Regions from separate parts of the Homo sapiens genome. Here region 2 is linked to region 1. Evidence: chromatin contacts called from ENCODE Hi-C or POLR2A ChIA-PET data. All regions are on one chromosome and are shown on one strand. The core of a region is the stretch at or near the end of the contact, and the rest is flanking DNA. Distances in the headings are between cores, read along the strand shown.

Evidence for each region. Hi-C counts contacts between places; a loop is a spot of excess contacts on that map. ChIA-PET counts read pairs that join two places held with the same protein, here RNA polymerase II (POLR2A). Pooled maps may share reads with other maps.
Region 2: a map of PC-9 shows a loop between it and region 1 (3-fold over the local background). The contact joins two enhancer-like sites. A Hi-C loop is called at or near these places in 2 of 168 maps with a recorded cell type or tissue (PC-9 and ovary) and 2 of 50 pooled maps. POLR2A ChIA-PET finds 5 or more read pairs at or near these places in 6 of 52 experiments (B cell, CD4-positive, alpha-beta T cell, GM12878 and 3 more).

Annotation. Positions count from the first base shown.
Region 1 is chr12:121,173,539-121,177,053 of GRCh38, forward strand. P2RX7 (purinergic receptor P2X 7) reads left to right here. Exons shown (of 13, transcript NM_002562.6): 9 at 1,850-1,940. All of the region lies in intron 2 of LOC105370032 (a long non-coding RNA gene), which reads right to left. Among named protein-coding and RNA genes, the nearest start is that of P2RX4, 35 kb to the right of the region's middle. Within about 2 kb of position 1,998, at least 6 of the 41 ENCODE cell types and tissues checked have a DNase peak (open chromatin) inside an H3K27ac peak, as active enhancers do.
Region 2 is chr12:121,228,355-121,231,830 of GRCh38, forward strand. It overlaps P2RX4 (purinergic receptor P2X 4), which reads left to right. Exons shown (of 12, transcript NM_002560.3): 6 at 179-259; 7 at 371-512; 8 at 609-745. Among named protein-coding and RNA genes, the nearest start is that of P2RX4, 20 kb to the left of the region's middle. RefSeq lists a silencer at 1,912-2,206 and an enhancer at 2,153-2,202. Within about 2 kb of position 2,082, at least 4 of the 41 ENCODE cell types and tissues checked have a DNase peak (open chromatin) inside an H3K27ac peak, as active enhancers do.

The sequences.
Region 1 (3,515 bases), core at 748-3,247:
CCAGGCCATACCAGGCCATGCCATGCTAGACAGGGCCACAGGAGGAAGTACCAGATCCGCTCAAGAGGCAGAATAAAGGGTAAAGAATGGTCCAGAGCTTTATTGTGTTACTCAGTGGAAGGGCAAGGCAGGACTAGGGAAACAGCTTAGGGTTAACTACTTTGAATAATGCCAGTAGGTTCTGAGTTACAGGAATGGTCTCTAAATGTCTGGCCCTCACCCTACCTGTCCCTAAGGAGAAATACTGGAGAGTTAGAAAAGGAGGTGGTTGAGGGATTGGTTGGAGGGTTTGTAATATGATTTTCACACCCTCACAAAAGCTGGATTGCAGAGGAGATGTAAACAACTTCAGCCTTGGGAGGCCAAGATGAAAGGATGGCTTGAAGCCAGGAGTTCAAGGCTGCAACAAGCTATGATTACACCACTGCACTCCAGCCTGGTTGAAGGAATGAGATCCTGATTCTACAAAACATTTTTGAAAAAAACTTTTTTATTTTTTCTTTTCTTTTCTTTTTTTTTTTTTTTTTTTGAGACAGTCTTGCTCTGTCACCCAGGCTAGAGCGCAGTGATACGATCTCGGCTCACTGTGACCTCCATCTCCTGGGTTCAAGTGATTCTCGTGCCTCAGCGTCCTGAGTAGCTGGGATTACAGGTGCCTGCCACCATGCACGGCTAATTTTTGTATTTTTAGTAGAGATGGGGTTTCACCATGTTGTCCGGGCTGGTCTTGAACTCCTGACCTCAAGTGATCCACCCGCCTCGGCCTCCCAAAGTGCTGGGATTACAGGTGTGAGCCACGGTGCCCGACCAAAAAATTTAAAAATAAAAATTAGCCACCTGTAGTGGTGCACGCTTGTAGTCCCACCCAGCTACTTGGGAGGCTGAGGTGGGAGTATCACTTGGGCCCAGGAGGTGGAGGCTGCAGTGAGCTCTGATCATGCCAGTGCTCTCCAACCTGGGTGACAGAACAAGACCCCACCTCAAAACAAAACAAAACAAAAAACACAACTTCAGCCTTTAGTTTGGCCCTGTGATTAATGATTGCCAAATAGGCATACACAGAATCTAAGAAAATACAGTTTGCTGAGGTGTGCCTGTCTCCAGTCCAGTAATTAGTATGCAAGATTTACCACCGCCCACTCCCACTTTGTTCTAGATGCCAAACCTCTTCTTCCCCCTTAAGGAATAGTCATATTGCTTGAAGTTTTTTTTTTTTAATTTCTCTGCTTGTTGTTAATCCTGTGTTGGTTTAAAATGTGCATTTTAATCTTAAGCGACAAGCTGATTTTCCGTCACTCTGAGATGATGCAGGTACAGGTGGTGACATGGGGAGGGGGGACTGCTCTTTGGTTCCAGGTGGTTGGAGAGAGACCCAGGGCTTTGGATTGTGTTCCTTCCCCTGCCACCTGTCACAGAGCCAGGGGACAGACCAGGAGGACTAGACAGGCCACTGTTTTGGCTTTTCCTTCCATAAAATACCAGCATTTTTTGCCAGATGCAGTGGCTCATGCCTGTAACCCCAGAACTTTGGGAGCCTGAGGCAGGCAAATCACTTGAGCTCAGGAGTTCGAGACCAGCCTGGGCAACATGGCAAAAGCCCGTCTCTACAAAAAATACAAAAAATTAGCCGAGCACGGTGGTGCATGCCTGTAGTCCCAGCTACCTGGGAGACTGAGGTGGGAGAATCATCTGAGCCTAGCAAGTCAAGGCTGCAGTGAGTGGTAATCCTGCTACTGCACTCCAGCCTGGGTGACAGCGTGAGACCCTGTCTCAAAAAAAAAAAAAAAAAAACCCAAAACCCAGCACTTTCAAAGGGATCTTACAAATACAGATCCTTTTCTTCCTACAGATACGCCAAGTACTACAAGGAAAACAATGTTGAGAAACGGACTCTGATAAAAGTCTTCGGGATCCGTTTTGACATCCTGGTTTTTGGCACCGTAAGTCTCGTTTCCCAGCTCCGGGCACCGGCATCCTATGACTGTGTCCTAATTACTGCTGTGGGGCCTCCATGGAGGGAAGGGTTTTGGTCTCAGCCTTCAGCTAGCACTGGGCATTTCGCACATGGGATAAAAGAGGAAGAAGATGTTCTCGGGCTGCTGTCCCTGAATGAGTCATCTGACGAGTACAGGAGTGGGCCTGGAAAGCAATTCTAACATTCGGCTTTAAAAATACTCTGATACTTAACAAGAGAGAGAAAGAAATCTCTCTGTAAAATAGTTTGTAAGTAACAGAATCCAATTCAAATTGGCTTAAGGGGAAAAAAAAAGTTTTGAGTGGGCTTTTTTGGGTTCACGTAACTGAAAAAATCCAGGGGTTATTTTTAAGCTACAAGCATGGTTGGATCCAGGTGTTCAAACAACAACATCATCATCAAGAACTTGCCACCTTCCGTGTCTTATATACGTCCTCCTTGGTCTTGGCAGCCATCTCTCTATGAAGGTATCAGGCAGCACCTTCGATCTGACCAGTTTAGCAACCTCAGTGAAAAGAAAACACCTCTTTGCCAGAAGGTTCAGCAAAGGTCTCAGACAAATGTCATTGGCTCTGATTGGCCCACTATGGATGACATGCCCACTGCTGAACTAATCACTGTGACCAGGGTCATGCCATACTCCCAGTGGTTAGTGTCGAACCAGCCCTAACCTAGCCCAGGGGCCAGCAGAGAGGCCAACACCCCAGCCCCTTCAACACACACACACACACACACACACACACACACACACACACACTACATGGACTGAAAAGAAAATTGGAGTGTTGCCTTCTGAAGATGGAAGGAAAAGATGCCAGCTATGCAAAAATCAACATATCCCACGACATCCTGTCCAAGAGCATGTTATCTATGTAAGACAGTGATAAGCAGGACTAGAAGCAATAAGATATAGCTGAGAGAATGCAAAGACCGCTGGGAATAAAAACCACAAGGCTGGGCCGGGCACGGTGGCTCATGCCTGTAATCCCAGCTCTTTGGGAGGCTGAGGCAGGTGGATCATGAGGTCAGGAGCTCAAGACCAGCCTGGCCAACATGGTGAAACCCTGTCTCTACTAAAAATGCAAAAAATTAGCTGGGCGTGGCGGTGGGTACTTGTAATCCCAGCTACTTGGGAGGCTGAGGCAGGAGTATCTCTTGAACCCAGGAGGCGGAGCTTGCAGTGAGCCGAGATTGCGCCACTGCACTCCAGCCTGGGCAAGAGTGCGAGACTCTGTCTCAAAAAAAAAAAAAAAAAAAAACCCACGAGGCCACCCAGACATTCCTTCCCTCTGCTTCTGAAGTAATGTCAAACCTTTTGGAGGAGAAGCTTGTCTGAAACCCTCACCTTGTATGGAGAAATGATAGCCCTTCAGTGGGTCTCCCCTTAATGTGTGGGCCCCAGTGCTTGCTCATGTAAAACCTTTATGGGTCCAAGCACACCCTGCACGGCTGAAGCAGGATGCCTGAGAGTCAGTTTCAGTCTGCGTAGTCTCTGCCTCAGCCAGCACTTGAACGCATCTATCCAAGTCACAGCATGAGG
Region 2 (3,476 bases), core at 832-3,331, 55 kb after region 1:
GTGACTCCATCTCAAAAAAAAAAAAAAAAAAATATATATATATATATATATACACACACACACACACAGACACACACACACAATACATATATATATGTGTGTATATATATATATATAACATGGTTATGTGAGTATTTGTATGTATTTTATTAACAGTAATGTTATCATTGTTTTTCAGACCTGCTTTTTTAAAGGCTGCAGAAAACTTCACTCTTTTGGTTAAGAACAACATCTGGTATCCCAAATTTAATTTCAGCAAGTAAGTGGTGGCCAGGTGTGTGAGTTCACCAGGGTCTTGGAGAAACTTCTGGCTCTTCTCTCTTCTCTGAGGTTTTCGTCGCTCTGATTTTCTGCTTCCTCTCGACTTTAGGAGGAATATCCTTCCCAACATCACCACTACTTACCTCAAGTCGTGCATTTATGATGCTAAAACAGATCCCTTCTGCCCCATATTCCGTCTTGGCAAAATAGTGGAGAACGCAGGACACAGTTTCCAGGACATGGCCGTGGAGGTGGGTGCGGGCCCTGGCTCTCCTGACCCAGCCCTGGAGGCGTCTCGTGCCAGGTGCTGAGGAAAGCCTTGCCGTGTCTCTGCTGCTCATCCCCAGGGAGGCATCATGGGCATCCAGGTCAACTGGGACTGCAACCTGGACAGAGCCGCCTCCCTCTGCTTGCCCAGGTACTCCTTCCGCCGCCTCGATACACGGGACGTTGAGCACAACGTATCTCCTGGCTACAATTTCAGGTGGGCGTGAGCTTGGGCCCCTCGCTCATGTTGTAGGGGGTGCTGGTGGCTGCGTACGTGCCAGTGGGCCGCCCACTGAAGACCAGCACTCAGGCAGCACCCCAAGGGCAGGCTGCCGGTCCCCCGTCCAAGGCGGCGGGAAGGCCATGCTGGGAAAATGCCCTTAGTGGTGTCCTGCTCCGGGGCCATCCCGGCCCCCGAGACCCCTCCTTGCCCTTTCCTGCCGCAAGAAACATGTTGAGATGGTTCTTAGAGCAGCCAGGAGAAGCTGGGGGCTTAAGCTTTCCAGCACCTGCCTCAGCCATGACCTCCATTCACTGCCTCAAGGAGCGGATGATCTTGTGATCCTCCAGTCCAAAGGCCTCTGGGGCCTGGCCCAGGAATTGGTTTCTCAAAGGTTGAACCTGTGCCAGAATCTCCAGAGTGCAGGGGACACAGGTCTGAGGCCCCTGAAAGGCCTTGCTGGGTTCCCTGCTGCAAATGCTGGCATCTCGGTGTCCTGGGGCAGATGTAAGCGAGTCCCACAAACAGTGGCTTGCAACTACAGGACTTGATTCTCTCACAGTTCTCACAGTTCTAGAGGCCACAACCTAAAATCCAGGCATCAGCAGGGCTGTGCTCGCTCTGAAGGCTCTGGAGAGAGTCCTTACTTGTCTCTCCTGGCTTCTGGTAGCCCACGGTGTTCCTTGGCTTGTGGATGCATCACTCCAGTCTCTGCCTCTCCTGTCATGAGGCCTTCTGCCTTGTATGTGTCTCTGTGTCTTTTCTTCTTGTAAGGATATCAGTCACTGAATTTAGGGCCCACCCTACTCTAGTATGACCTCATCTTAACAAATTACGTCTGCCAATATCCCATTTCCAAATAAGGTCACACTCCCAAGCTTCAGGTAGATGTGAATTTTTGGGGACACACTGTTCAACCCACTACAGCTGATGATCTCATGATCAGAATCTATAGCCAGGTAAATTTCCACGTACCCTTTGTTGCATTTTTCACAGTCCTTAAAAAGGAAGCGCTCCAGGCCGGGCGCAGTGACTCACACCTGTAATCCTAGCACTTTGGGAGGCCAAGGCGGGCAGATCACCTGAGGCCAGCATGGCGAAACCCCATCTCTACTAAAAAAAATACAAAAATTAGCTGGGCATGGTGGCGCATGCCTGTAATCCCAGCAACTTGGGAGGCTGAGGCAGGAGAATCGCTTGAGCCAGGGAGGCAGAGGTTGCAGTGAGCCGAGATCGCACTGCTGCACTCCAGCCTGGGCGACAAAGCAAGTCTCCGTCTCAGGGGGAAAAAAAAGAGGCCCTGCAAGGACCATCCCTGGGCGCGGTCAGCGGTGCTTTGGGCTGCACTTGCCTCCCCCTAGTGGTGACGTGTGGAATCCGATCCATACGGGATCCTAAGACCTCTGTAATTGTGGGATCTGCTGTCCTTTTGAACCTTCTGGCTCACTGAGTAAAGCAGATATTTGAATTTTTCTTTTCTAGCAGTTAGATTTGTGTTATTCCATCTCTACTGTCACACACTTCTTGTGGAAACCTCAAGCTTAGGTCAGAGCCCTAAAACGGAAAGAACTCAGGACGCCTATCCCCCAACCTCGGGCAGCACCAGGCCCTGCCTGTGTCTCCCAGGCCTGGCCCATGGCGTGGAAGTTGTGGGCCAGATAGAGCATGGAGCTAGGGTGCGGGCCGAGGCTCCTGATGGATCCCTGGAGAACATGGGGCAGCAGATGGTATGTCTTGACGGTTCTTCACCAACCATCCATCCCCTGCTCATGCGTGTGCGCTCTCTCGCGTGCTCGCTCTCTCTCTCTCTCATATATGTATATGTATATATGTGTATATATATATATAGCCATTATATATATAGCCATTATATATATATATTTTTTTTTTTTTCTTCTTTTTTAAGGGAGTGACTTGCTCTGTCACCCAGGTTGGAGTGCAGTGGTGCGATTTCAGCTCACTGCAGCCTTTGCCTCCCGGGTTCAAGACATTCTCCTGCCTCAGCCGCCTGAGTAGCTGGGATTACAGGCGCCCGCCACCACACCCAGCTAATTTTTTGTATTTTTATTAGAGACGGGGTTTCTCCACATTGGCCAGGGTGGTCTCGAGCTCCTCACCTCAAGTGATCCACCTGCCTCGGCCTCCCAAAGTGCCGGAATTACAGGTGTGAGCCACCGCACCCAGCCATATATTTTTAAATGGTCTTACTGAGATGCAATTCACATGCCATACCGTTCACACATTTGAAGTGCAGAATTCATAGTTTTCACTATATTCACAGATAAGTGCAGGCTTCACCACAGTCGATTTTAGAACATTTCCGTCATCTCAAAAAGAAACCCTGCACCCTTCTGTCATCCCCCGGCCCCTGGCAACAGTGGTCTACTTTCTGTCTCTGCAGATGTGCCTCTTCTGAGCATTTCATATAATCAATATGTGGCCTTTTGCGTCTGGCTCCTTCCCCTTAGCCTGATGTTTTCAAGCTTCATCCATGTCGTAGCCTGTGTCAGTACCTCGTCTCTTTTTATGGCCAAATCATATTCTGCTGTGTTGACAGACGACGTTTTGTTCATCTCTTTATCTGTGTGACGAACGAGTGGTTCTTTTTGTTGTTGTTGTTGTTGTTGAAGACTGTGTGCACAGAATCAATGTTTCTTTGAAAAAATAAATAAATTTAAAAAGCCCTAGGTCAAGAGATTGAGACCATCATGGCCAACTTGGTGAAACC